Regions from separate parts of the Homo sapiens genome. Here regions 1 and 3 are each linked to region 2. Evidence: read pairs that join two places in POLR2A ChIA-PET (ENCODE). Cell type or tissue: HepG2. All regions are shown on one strand. Region 1 has its middle 75 kb from the start of SELENOP. Region 2 holds the start of SELENOP (selenoprotein P). Region 3 has its middle 59 kb from the start of SELENOP.

What was found. ChIA-PET counts read pairs that join two places held together with the same protein. Peaks named below come from ENCODE experiments on the same cell type or tissue, not always from the same donor. Only the 100,000 strongest peaks of a DNase experiment are listed, where the experiment ranks them.
Region 1: POLR2A ChIA-PET joins it to region 2 with 16 read pairs; 5 of 35 experiments call an interaction of 5 or more read pairs at or near these places.
Region 3: POLR2A ChIA-PET joins it to region 2 with 21 read pairs; 5 of 35 experiments call an interaction of 5 or more read pairs at or near these places.

The regions. Positions count from the first base shown.
Region 1 is chr5:42,884,765-42,888,764 of GRCh38, reverse strand. No RefSeq gene overlaps it. Among named protein-coding and RNA genes, the nearest start is that of SELENOP, 75 kb to the right of the region's middle. RefSeq lists an enhancer at 713-1,912. In HepG2, no CTCF peak of the experiment used is centred here; no DNase peak of the experiment used is centred here.
Region 2 is chr5:42,810,308-42,814,307 of GRCh38, reverse strand. SELENOP (selenoprotein P) reads left to right here and starts at 2,416. Exons shown (of 5, transcript NM_005410.4): 1 at 2,416-2,472. RefSeq lists an enhancer at 1,692-2,257. In HepG2, no CTCF peak of the experiment used is centred here; DNase peaks (open chromatin) are centred at 517 and 2,287; H3K4me3 peaks cover 3,811 bases; H3K27me3 peaks cover 487 bases.
Region 3 is chr5:42,868,961-42,872,960 of GRCh38, reverse strand. No RefSeq gene overlaps it. Among named protein-coding and RNA genes, the nearest start is that of SELENOP, 59 kb to the right of the region's middle. In HepG2, a CTCF peak has its summit at 1,616; no DNase peak of the experiment used is centred here.

The DNA of each region.
Region 1 (4,000 bases), 74 kb before region 2:
TATTACTATTATTTTTGCAGAGTTGTCTATATTTGCCCTTTTCTTTTTCGCTTTCCCAGTCACATTTCTACCCATTGCAGTCCGGCTTATGCCCCCACAATTCCTCAAAAGGTTCTCTTCTTCAAATCACCAACATCTCTTCCTAATCACTACATCTAATGCATACTTTCAATCATTATCTCACTTGACTTCTCAACAGCACTGAAATTACTGCACACTCTTTCCTTCCTGAAAGCTCTTCTTTCCTCTGCATCTGTGATGTCACATTCTTATGTTTTTCTTTCTATCCCACTCGCTATTCCTTGTCATTTGCTAGTCTCAGTTTCTGGGTCGAGTTCTTATATTCCAGGATTCTTCAGGATAATATCTTCAGTTCTTTTTATCCCTCACTGTTTGCAGGATAACATATCATTTTTTTCAGTAATTTTTTTGTTTGTTTTTACCCCATACATTTACTGCCATTTAATCTAGGACAGTACTATATAAAAGAACTTTGGAGGTAATAGAATTGTGGACTTAATGAGAATTGCAATCCCATAGGAGTCTTTCAAGGAGTTTCTGTCAGACTGCACCAAAGTAGTGTTTCAATCCACTGCTTATATACAGGTGGTGGCAGCTCAGTATGTGCTCAGAAGTTACATCAAATGTGCTCGGAATTACATTACGTGTGCTCAGAAGTTACAAGCAAACAAAATGTCATCAAAGTTTGGATGTGAGGGTACATCTGGTTATAGATTACAGAGGCATAATCATTAATCCCGTTGTACATTATTTTTTGTACAGAAAAAGGCAAGGACCAGAATCATTGAACTTATCTTTTCTAAAAAATGCACTGATTCAGGCAGGAGATATGGGAATCTGTGCTCTCCCCTTCTTATCGTTTTCAAGGCATTCTTTTGGAGGGCTGTGCTCAGTCACCAAGTCAGGGGCTCTGTGAAATTCTGCTGGCAAGGGATTATGTGAAATTCTGCTGGCAAGAATGAACAAACACAGCTTCTTACATTTACTATTTTGTCTCACAGAAACATTCTCTACTTGCATTGTGCAATATAGTAGTCCTTTACCACCAGGATAGTGAGCACTTGAAATGTGATACTGTGACTAGGAATTAAATTTTAAAATTTGTTTAATATTGATAAATTTACATTTAAATAGCCACATATGGCTAGGGGCTACTGTATCACACAGCCACACAGCCCACATTTAGACCTGGAGGTATTCATTGTTTTATGGAAAGATATTATATTAGAAAAATCAGAAAAAATGCTTTGTGACATTTCATGTGGGAAATCAGGACATTGAGGAAGTCATAACCAGAAGGAAGATCTGGGCTAGATATTACAGAAGAGGCTGGAGTTCCTGCAGGGAGAGGCAGGAGCATGACGAGGGAGAGAGGTCATCGAGGCTGGGGTGAGACATCTGACTTACCGTCAGGAGCCACGTCAGTGCCTCATAAAATCCAATCTCCATTCAGGTGAGCGCCACACCCTGTCTGTGCAAAGACACTATAACAACTGTCCTTTCTCTTGTGATTCTATTGACAGCAGCCAGCAACTCACCCGTGTCTATCCAGCAGCAGACACACCATTCTGTGCCCTCATATTTTGATATGTAACAATCTGACTTACCTTCATGTGGACAACATGAAACAGCATATGAAATGAATGCCGAAACTAAGCATCACTACTTAAAATATTTATACAAATTTAAAATTTTAAACACAGATTTAATTTGTTTTTATTTATTTCTCTGTTGATCTTTTTTTTTTTTCCCTCTCTCTGATATGTTGCTAATTTTCCTGTGTTCTGTTCTTCACTTTGTTAAATCCTAGGATAAACTCAGACTGGGATATGCATGGTTCCTTTCTCACGTGCCTTTTGCTACAGAGCTGTTCTGATGCTGGTCATCTGACTGTCTCTTCTACTTCCTGTTATTATCTGAAAATGGTAGTTAAAAGCTTGGCTTTCAGTAACTATTCAGACAGGTTTGAAGAACAGTCACTAGCAATCCCCAGGTGACATTTCAGTAATGGCTTCATATAGTCTGAAAATCAGAGAGAAGGTCAGTTTCTTTAAGCAGACTTGCTATCTGGGAGTTCACTTCTCTCTGGGATATACTTTCCAAGACCCTGCCTTTAACTGTTAGCCATCTTTCAGTCACCCATGCTCAATACACTCATTCACTTAGCAAATATTTATTGAGCTCATACTAAGTGCTTGGCTTAGTTCTAGATGTTGGGCATATAGAATTTAACAATGAACAATTTCCTTGTTTTCATGTAGGAGAGAGGAGAAAGAACAATAAACAAATACATATGTAATATACTGTTAGGAAAAGTACGAAGAAATGTAACATGTTAATAGGCTGGAGAGTAAGGAGATGGAGAGGGTGGTTATTTAAGATGAAGCAGTCAGGGAGGTCTCTCTGGGAAGGTGACAAGAGAGTGGACATTGGAAAGATGGGAGAGTGTGAGCCATATGAATGTCTAGGGAGAAGGGCATTCTGGACAGAGTGACAATCCAGCACAGAATGAGCTTGATCTGCTGTAGGAAAAGGAAGAAGGTCAATTTGGTCAAACTGGCAGAAGTGAGCCAGAAAATAAAAAGAGGTGAAACTGGAGAAATAGGCAAAAGCCAGTTATTTTAGACCTTATAGGACATGGTAAGGAGTTTGGGTTTCATTCAAAGTATTATGGGAAGCCTATTATGGTGGCTCACTCTTGTAAACACAAAACTTTGGGAGGTCAAGGCAGGAGTATTGCTTGGACCTAGGAGTTGGAGGACAGCCTCGGCAATGTAGTGAGACTCCCATGTCTACGAAAAATAAAAAATTAGCCTGGCTTGACGTTGCACACTTGTAGTCCCAGCTACTCAGGTTGCTGAGGCAGGAGGACTGCTTGAGCCAGGAGGTCGAGGCTGCAGTAAGCTGTGATTATGCTACTGTACTCCATCCTGTGTGACAGAGCAAGACCCTATCTCAAAAAACAAAACAAAAACAACAACCAAAATCCAAAGTGTTATGTAGGACTTTGAGGCAGGGGTGAGGCATTATCTGATTTATGTTTTAGGCAGATCATTCTAGTTGCTATCTGGAGACCTGACCACTTAAGAGTATAAAAGGAATCAGGGAGTCCAGGTGCAAGCCTACCGCAGGGATTTAGGTGAACAAAGATGGTTTCTTTGGTATAGATAGCAGCAGTGAAAGTGGTAAACAGTGGTGAAGTTTGAAATAAATTTTGAAGGTGGAATAAATGGAAGTTTCTGATGAGTTGGAGGTGTGGTGTAAAGAAAAGAGTAAAAATATCTCCTATGCCTTGAGTCTGAAAAACTAGGTGAATATTGGGGCCATTTATTGAAACAAGGAAGTGTGGAGAGGCTGACTAGGGTTCACCAAGCATAGATGTCAAGTAGGCAGCTGGAGATTTAAGCCAATGTAAAGATGTAGGTTTGAGATTCAATATCTAAATGTATTTAAAGCCATGGAACTGAGTGAGACCACTCAAGGAGAGGGGAGTAGATAGACAAGAGTGTTGAAGACTGAGGTAAAATGTTGGAAGAAGTAAAGGAGTCATCAATAGAGGCAGAATGGAGATGTCCAGTGAGATCTGAAGAATTTTCAAGGGGAAGGAGGTGATAACCTGCTACAATGATGGTTACAGGTAAATTAAGATGGAGATCACTGGTGTCTGGAGAAGGCCAAGTTCAGGGGAGTGAGAGGGGTGAACACTCAATCAGTGTGTGCTGAAACCACAATGAGAGCCAAGGAAGTGAAGACAGTAAGAACAGACAACTCTATTTAGAGGTTTTTCTCTAAAGGGTTGCTGAGGAACAAAGCAGTAGTTGGAGGTGAATTAAGGGAGTCTAAGGAGGGATCTTTACTTGCTTATGAGAGATATTACAGAAATATTATATGGTTCCCTTCAGAGAGCTGAGTTTTAAGGGCAAAGATACAGAACTTGGAGGGCAGAGTTTGCTCTCTGCTCCCTGCAGAAACACTCCAA
Region 2 (4,000 bases):
GAGTACCAAAAAATTCAAGCCAAGTCAAAATCAAAACCAAAGTATCCAGCAATTCAAGTCAAGTCAAAACCAGAACAAAAGTGCCAATGCAGGCACGCTGTGGGTGATCAGGCCACACTTCCACTCAGATGGAGTGGGGCAAGTTCCAAAGACTAGTCTTACCAAGTCAAGCCAAGTCAAAACCAGAACAAAAGTGCCAATGCAGGCACGCTGTGGGTGATCAGGCCACACTTCCACTCAGATGGAGTGGGGCAAGTTCCAAAGACTAGTCTTACCAAGTCAAGCCAAGTCAAAACCAGAACAAAAGTGCCAATACAGGCACGCCGTGGGTGATCAGGCCACACTTCCACTCAGATGGAGTGGGGCAAGTTCCAAAGACTAGTCTTACCAAGTTTCAGATGTCGCGACTCCAAGTGCCAGTTCTTTCCGGTGTTCAGCCACCGTGTTAATCCTCTGCAGGGGCCTGCTATGCGCTGCTCTGGCAAGGCATTCCACCGGGGCAATTTCCTACCCGGGAGCGTTCTTTGGATCGCGTCACTCAGGCTGACTGGAGTCCCCTGCAGGGACGCTCCACAGGACAGGCCTAAGCCGCCTAACGGGTTAGCTCTGCCGTCTATGTCTATCAGTTACCTCGTTTCCTGGTCAGGGAACCAAGAAATGTAGCAGGACGAGCTGCAGACAAAACCTTTCAGACACTGAGTTGTAGAAAGAAGGGCTTTATTCAGCTGGGAGCGTGGGCAAGCCACTGCCTTAAAATCCGAGCTCCCCGAGTGCACAATTTCTGTCCCTTTTAAAGGCTCACAATACTAAAGATTTCACATGTAAGGGTTGTGATTGATTGGAGCAAGCAAGGGGTACATGACAAGGGCTGCGTGCACCGGTGGTCAGAGAGAAACAGAACAGGGCAGGGAGTTTCACAGTGTTCTTCTGTACAATGTCTGGAATCTATGAATAACATCGGTTTCGAAGTTATGAATTGATTTTTAACTACTGGGTTTAGGCCAGGCAGGCCCAGGCCTGGTTTGGGCCTGGCACCGGGCTGCCTGTCTTTGATTTCACATCCTTGTTTTTTTTTTTCCTTAAAACAGGTACTGAGTATAAAACAATATGAGAGGGTCTCTCTCTTTCCTCAATATGACTACTTAAATTGGTCAAGGAAATGAACTACAGGGAGGAATATCTGCTTTGTACAAAGATTTTTTTAATGACACTCTTTAAAAAAATGATTATGTATATGTGCATTTTAACTGGATTCTCAAAGAGATATGGGACCCCAAAAGGCAAGTAACAACTGCTCAGGGCAAGTAAAGAGAACTTGGATTTCAAATGGTAACCTCCTAATTTGATAGGAAGTTTCTTGAAAGGAAGGATAACATCTGAGTCTCTTTGTAGTTCCTGCACCTTGTACAACAGTATTCAGCATACAGCAATCAGTGGGGGATTATTTGGAAAAAAATTAATTGATGAAAAAAGCAAGGCCTACTCGAAAACCATTGCTATCTAGGAATGACATCATTTGACATTGCTCCTTACCTCACCTACAGTGAGCATGCCAACTTACAAGCGTTACCAGAAAGAAAATACCCTCTTCTGAAATAGTAGGAATTAGCTATTTCATTTGTACATCTTGAAATTTCCACACTCTTTCCATGTCCAACTACTACCTTTAATTTTTATTTTTATGGTATTCACATTTGTAAAGATTTTATATTCGATCCTCAAAAAATTCTGGGGATGCATAGGTCTTCCAGGAAGTACGACTTCAGTGACAATAAAAATGAGGTCTGATTTCCCTCAGATAGGAAGTCTATTTTTCTATTTCCTTAAATTAACAAGAAAAGAGCAGTGGTCCTGTGAAATCCCATATGAATTCAAGTTATAAACATAGAACACAATCGACGTGTAAGTCTGTAACAACAGGAGACCAGAGTAACTTGTAACAGCAGGTGACTTTTCTAACAAAGGTCACACTGTGTGGGCTAAGCTAGCACCTCATCACTGCAAGAAGCAAAACAAAAGGAAAAAAAAGCTTCTCTCTCTCTTTTTTTTTTTTTTTTAAAGCAGCAGCATAATTCGCTGGCTCAGCAAATGTTTTTCCCTGTTATAGTTTGGGAAAGAAGGCAACTTGGAGGCCTTGTTTACCCTTAGCCCTTCCTCCCGCCCCCGACTGTACCATTAAATCCTAGATTCTAGGGTGACTGAAAAGGATAGGGAATAAATTAGTAATTGTCAAAATGTTTTCCCCATATTATGCATGGCAGCACTTGCTACTTTCTTTTAAGTTGATAACAATCAGCTCAGGGGTTTGCTCTGCTTGCAAGGTCACTGCAAGAATGAACATTGAACTTTGGACTATACCTGAGGGGTGAGGTAAACAACAGGACTATAAATATCAGAGTGTGCTGCTGTGGCTTTGTGGAGCTGCCAGAGTAAAGCAAAGAGAAAGGAAGCAGGCCCGTTGGAAGTGGTTGTGTAAGTAGGAACTTCGTGTTTTCTGATACTTTATTCTTTTAAAGTTTGGTAAATATTTTTTGAGTCTGATAAATTGTTTTTTTCCATAGAATAGATTCAGAAAACTGGTGGATAGAGGAAATAAAAATAATAAAAGAGAAAAAGAATAAGAAGAGTCTGAACTTAGGTGTGGTAGGTGAAGTTCCCAGTGCGCACATTTGTCAGTTCTTGATTTCTGCCCTGTCTTCTGCACAGCTGAGAGCAGAGGAAGCTGGAGAAATCCAAACCTTTTATTCTATAATCTGTTGTGATGTTACATAGGCAGTATTATATGTTCAAATTTAAATATTTTCCACTGAAGGGCAGAGTAAGAACAAACAGGGAAAAAACCCAGCCATTTGGATTTGAAGAGCAGACACTGAAATATGCTCATTCTAGTGTTGTAGAAATGTCCAGGGATATTGTGAGCAGTTTCAGAAGAAAAAGTGGTGGAATGGGGTACAGTAGGTTCAGTCCACAGTGCAGAAGTGGTCACCCTTAAAGAAGCTAAAACCCATGTCAACAATTAGGTGGTCTGTGATTAAATGCAAACTTTTGTATTTTAAATGGTGAATGAGAGCATTCAGGTGAATTAGGGGCTTTCAGATGCTGGCCTAAAGTTCAGAGGTGGAGGACAGAGAAAGTTTGTACATATCCTGCTTTTTAATGAGTAATTTTAAATAAATGTAGGTCTGAATGTGGCCATGAAATTTAAGTTTCGCAATTGAAAAGTGGTGACATAGTGAAATTTACAACTACTTTTCAATTCTTATTGGATCAGCTTCCAGGAAACCCAATTTTGTTATTTATCTTCATTATTTTTATATAGCTGTCTGACAACTATAATTATCAAAGGTTTACGGTGTAAGAAATAATTTTAAGAAAACAAAATTGAGCAGCCTGTTGATTATAATGACAGAAGAAATCCGAAAGTGTGAACTCTTAAGCTACAACTCTCTGCCAATGGGTTATTTTTTCATCATAAACCTAAATGAGGGAAATGAGTGAAACAGTCTTTTCATTTGTATTCACCATTCAGCTACTTGCAATATGTGCTCTGGGCTGGACGCGGTGGCTCACGCTTGTAATCCCAGCACTTTGGGAGGCCAAGGCAGGCGGATCACGAGGTGAGGAGTGTAAGACCAGCCTGGCCAACATGGTGAAACCCCGTCTCTACTAAAAATAAAAAAATTAGCAGGACGTGGTGGCGAGAGCCTGTAATCCCAGCTACTTGGGAGGGTGAGGTAGGAGAATTGCTTGAACCCGGGAGGCGAAGTTTGCAGTGAGCTGAGATTGCGCCATTGCACTCCAGCCTGGGTAACAGAGCAAGACTCCGTCTCAAAAAATAAATAAATAAATAAATAGATAAATAAATATGTGCTCTGTGGCAAAGTGAAAAAACCAAGTGCTGATTTTTTGCCAAGGTTCTGTAACTACTGAATTTGTGGTCTAGGAAACAGAGAAAACCTAGCCTTTCTATTAAGAAATAAAACAGCTTGAATTATTTTTA
Region 3 (4,000 bases), 59 kb before region 2:
CTAGGGCTCTGCTTATAATCATCACCCAGGTAGTTACTGTCTTTTATGATGAAGAGCAAATGACAGTTTAAAAACAGTCTAGAAATTGAAATCTTTATACATAATATACATTTAATGTAACAGTAGCCTCTGCACCAAAACCCTAGCATTGATAGGCAATACCATTCTTGTCTCTTTCTCTGACAGGCTCTTGTAAGGGAAATGAAGACCCTGACCTTTATGCTATTCAGAAATGTGGTCTCTTCGTAGGTATAAACCATTTCACTAACAGCATTAAAAGGTGTTTATATTAATGTAGCAGTGAGGAAGAGGCATCCTTCCACACTCCATGCCCAACCCATGTGCCACACCAAATTAGTGTCCTGTCGTCTCAGAAGGGGGAAAACAATTGGCAACTCTACAAAACATGGTTAACCATGAAATGCGATAGTATCCAACATCAGCTGCTTAAATATGAAACCTGAGTCACAGCTCTATGTGTTTGGCAACAGAGTAAACATCACATATGTGTGGGTATTTGTGTGTGTGATTTTATTTTATTTTTTTCCTGAGATGGAGTCTCGCTCTGTTGCCCAGGCTGGAGTGCAGTGGCGAGATCTCTGCTCACTGCAACCTCCGCCTCCCAGGTTCACGCCATTCTCCTGCCTCAGCCTCCTGAGTAGCTGGAAGTACAGGCACGTGCCACCATGCCAGGCTAATTTTTTGTATTCTTAGTAGAGACGGGGTTTCACCGTGTTAGCCAGGATGGTCTCAATCTCCTAACCTTGTGATCCACCGGCCTCGGCTTCCCAAAGTGCTGGGATTACAGGCGTGAGCCACTGCGCCTGGCCTGTGTGTGTGATTTTAAACACTGAAAACAAAGATAAATGATGACGGCTCTATGGATCCACTCCTGCATTAGATTATCCCCTTCTCATCTCAGTAAGTCCCTATTGTGATGGGAGTAGATGCGGAGTGGGCGCACAACCTAAGCTGGGGATGGTAGGGCTCTCATCACCTTAGTGTCCATAGCCCCTGTTCTGTAGAGGCTGACGACCTCAGAGTGCAGGTCCCAGGAAATCTAGGGGTTTGTCTGACTTGCTGGTTCTCTGACTCCCTGTGAGATTGGCTGCCCAGTGAAAGTGGGTAAGGAATTTCATCTTTAATTCTGCAGCTCAGTCTCAACTTAAAACTCTACTCGGAGAATGAGGAAGAATTCAAATAATTTCTTACTAAAATAGAACTGTGAAAGGAATTGTTTTGGCCAGAAAAGATCTATTGATTTTTAAAAAATCAGCCAAAGGCAAGAAATATGATGAAACATCTTGCATAGACTGTAGGAGCCCATGATTCTGGCTTGATTTTTCTAAGAATTTGAAACTAAATTATTTCATTGTAGAAGAAAGAAAATGGTTTATTGACCCTCTATGAGAATCAGTCTTTCAAGGTAAAGGGTTTGTCTAAAGAAGGAGCCAAAGCTTGTTTTGGCAGTATTGCTCCCATGTGGGAGTCCCTGGGAAAGTGGGTAGGTGTTAAGGAACCTTCCTTTGCAAAGCAAAACTGGACAGAAATGGCATTTACAAGCTCCTCCAAAGCAGGCAAGTAAGAGGAGATAGCAGAAGATGACAGATAGGAGGCAGGACTAGCTTGCAGCTGCTGCTCAGATAGACAGGGCAGCATGTGGAGACTCACATCAAGAACTTTTCCTCCAGGAACTACTGCAGGAACATACCAGGAATGCCGAGAGAATCTAAAGAACTGGATCACTGCTGCAGGCTTCCTGAGATACCGAAAAACTATGAGTAGGCTTGCTTTCTCAGCAGGGAAGCTTATGGTCTGGGGCAAATTCTGAGCCCTGGGCATCGGCTGCCTGGAAATAAACTCGTTGCTACTGTAGAAGCACAGTGGGAATGAGACCAGCCTTTAGGATTGTTGGCTGCATGGGAGCAGGGTGAGGCCTGTGATGCTGGCCTTCCCCTACTTCCCTGGCAACCTGTATGACTCAGCAGAGGCAGCCATAATTCCCTGAGAATCTAACTCCATTGGCCTAGGAATCACACCCCCATCCCCCACAACAGCCACAGCAAGCCCTGCCCAAGGAAAGTCTGAGCTCAGACAAGCCTATCCCTGCCCTTACCTGATGGTCTTTCTCTACCCACCCTGGCAGCGGAAGACAAAGGTCATAATCTCTTGGGAGTTCTATGGTCCTGCCCACCACCTGAGAAACCTGAATACAAATAGGTGGCCCTAGGGCAAGTCTACATCCTCCCTATATTACCATAGCTGATGTGCTCTTGAAAGCACCACCTCCTGGCTGGAGGCCAACCAACACAAAACCAGTGCACTAAACAAAAATACAACCCAGGACCCTCACAGAGTCCACTTCATTCCCCTGCTACCTGCACCAGAACAGGTGCTGGTATCCACGGCTGAAAGACCTGAAGACAGATCACATCACAGGACTCTTTGCAGACACTCCCCAGTACCAGCCGGGAGCTTGGTAGCTCCACTGGGTGGCTAGACCCAGAAGAGGAAAAACGATTACTACAGCTTGGCTCTCAGGAACCCCCATTCCTAGGGGAAGAGGGAGAACACCACATCAAGGGAGCACCCTGTGGGACAAAAGAATCTGAACAGCAGCCCTTGAGTCCTGGATCTTCCCTCTGACATAGTCTTCCCAGATGAGAAGGAACCAGAAAAACAGCTCTGGTAATATGAAAAAACAAGGTTCTTTAACACCCCCAAAAGATCACACCAGCTCATGAGCAATGGGTCTAAATCAAGACAAAATTTGAATTGCCAGAAAAAGAATTCAGAAGGTCAATTGTTAAGCTAATCAAGGAGGCACCAGAGAAAGGTGAAATCCAACCTAAAAAAATAAAAAAAACATGATACAGGACATGAAAGGAAAGATCTTCGGTGAAATAGACAGCATAAATAAAAAATAATCACAACTTCTGGAAATCAAGGACACATTTAGAGAAATGCAAATGCACTGGAAAGTCTCAGCTGTAGAATCAGACAAGCAGATGAAAGAACTTCAGAGCTCGAAGACAAAACTTTTGAATTAACCCAACCCGTCAAAGACAGAGAAAAAAGAATGAAATGAAGAAAGAAGCCTCCAAGAAGTTTGGGACTATGTTAAATATCCAAACCTAAGAATAATTGGTGTTCCTGAGGAAGAAGAGAAATCTAAAAGTTTGGAAAACATATTTGAGGGAATAATCAAGGAAAACATCCCCAGCCTTGCTAGAGATCTAGACATCTAAATAGAAGAAGCTCAAAGAGCACCTGGGAAATTCATTACAAGAAGATCATCACCTAGGCACATAGTCATCAGGTTATCTAATGTCAAGATGAAGGTAGGAATCTTAAGAGATGTGAAGCAAAAGCATCAGGTAACCTATGAAGGAAAGCCTATCAGATTAACAACAGATTTCTCAGCAGAAATCCTACAAGCTAGAAGGGATTGGGACCCCCACTTTTAGCCCCCTTAAACAAAACAATTATCAGCCAAGAATTTTGTAACTAGTGAGACTAAGCTTCATAAGTGAAGGAAAGATACAGTCTTTTCCAGACAAACAAATGCTGAGAGAATTTGCCACCAGCAAGCAAGCACTACAAGAACTGCTAAAAGGAGCTCTAAATCCTGAAACAAATCCTCAAAATACACCAAAACAGAACCTCCTTAAAGCATAAATCTCACAGGACCTACATAACAATAATACAATGGAAAAAAAAACCCAAAAACAAAAAACAAGGTACTCAGGCAACAAATAGCGTGATGAATAGAATAGTACCTGACATCTCAATATTAATATTGAATATAAATGGCCTAAATACACCACTTAAAAAATACAGAATGGCAGAATGGACAAGAATTAACCAAGCAAGTTTCTGCTGTCTTCAGGAGATTCACCTAACACTTAAGGACTCATGTAAACTTAAGGTAAAGAGGTGGAAAAAGATATCCTATGCAAATGAACACCAAAGGGGAGCAGGAGTAGCTATTCTTGTTTTT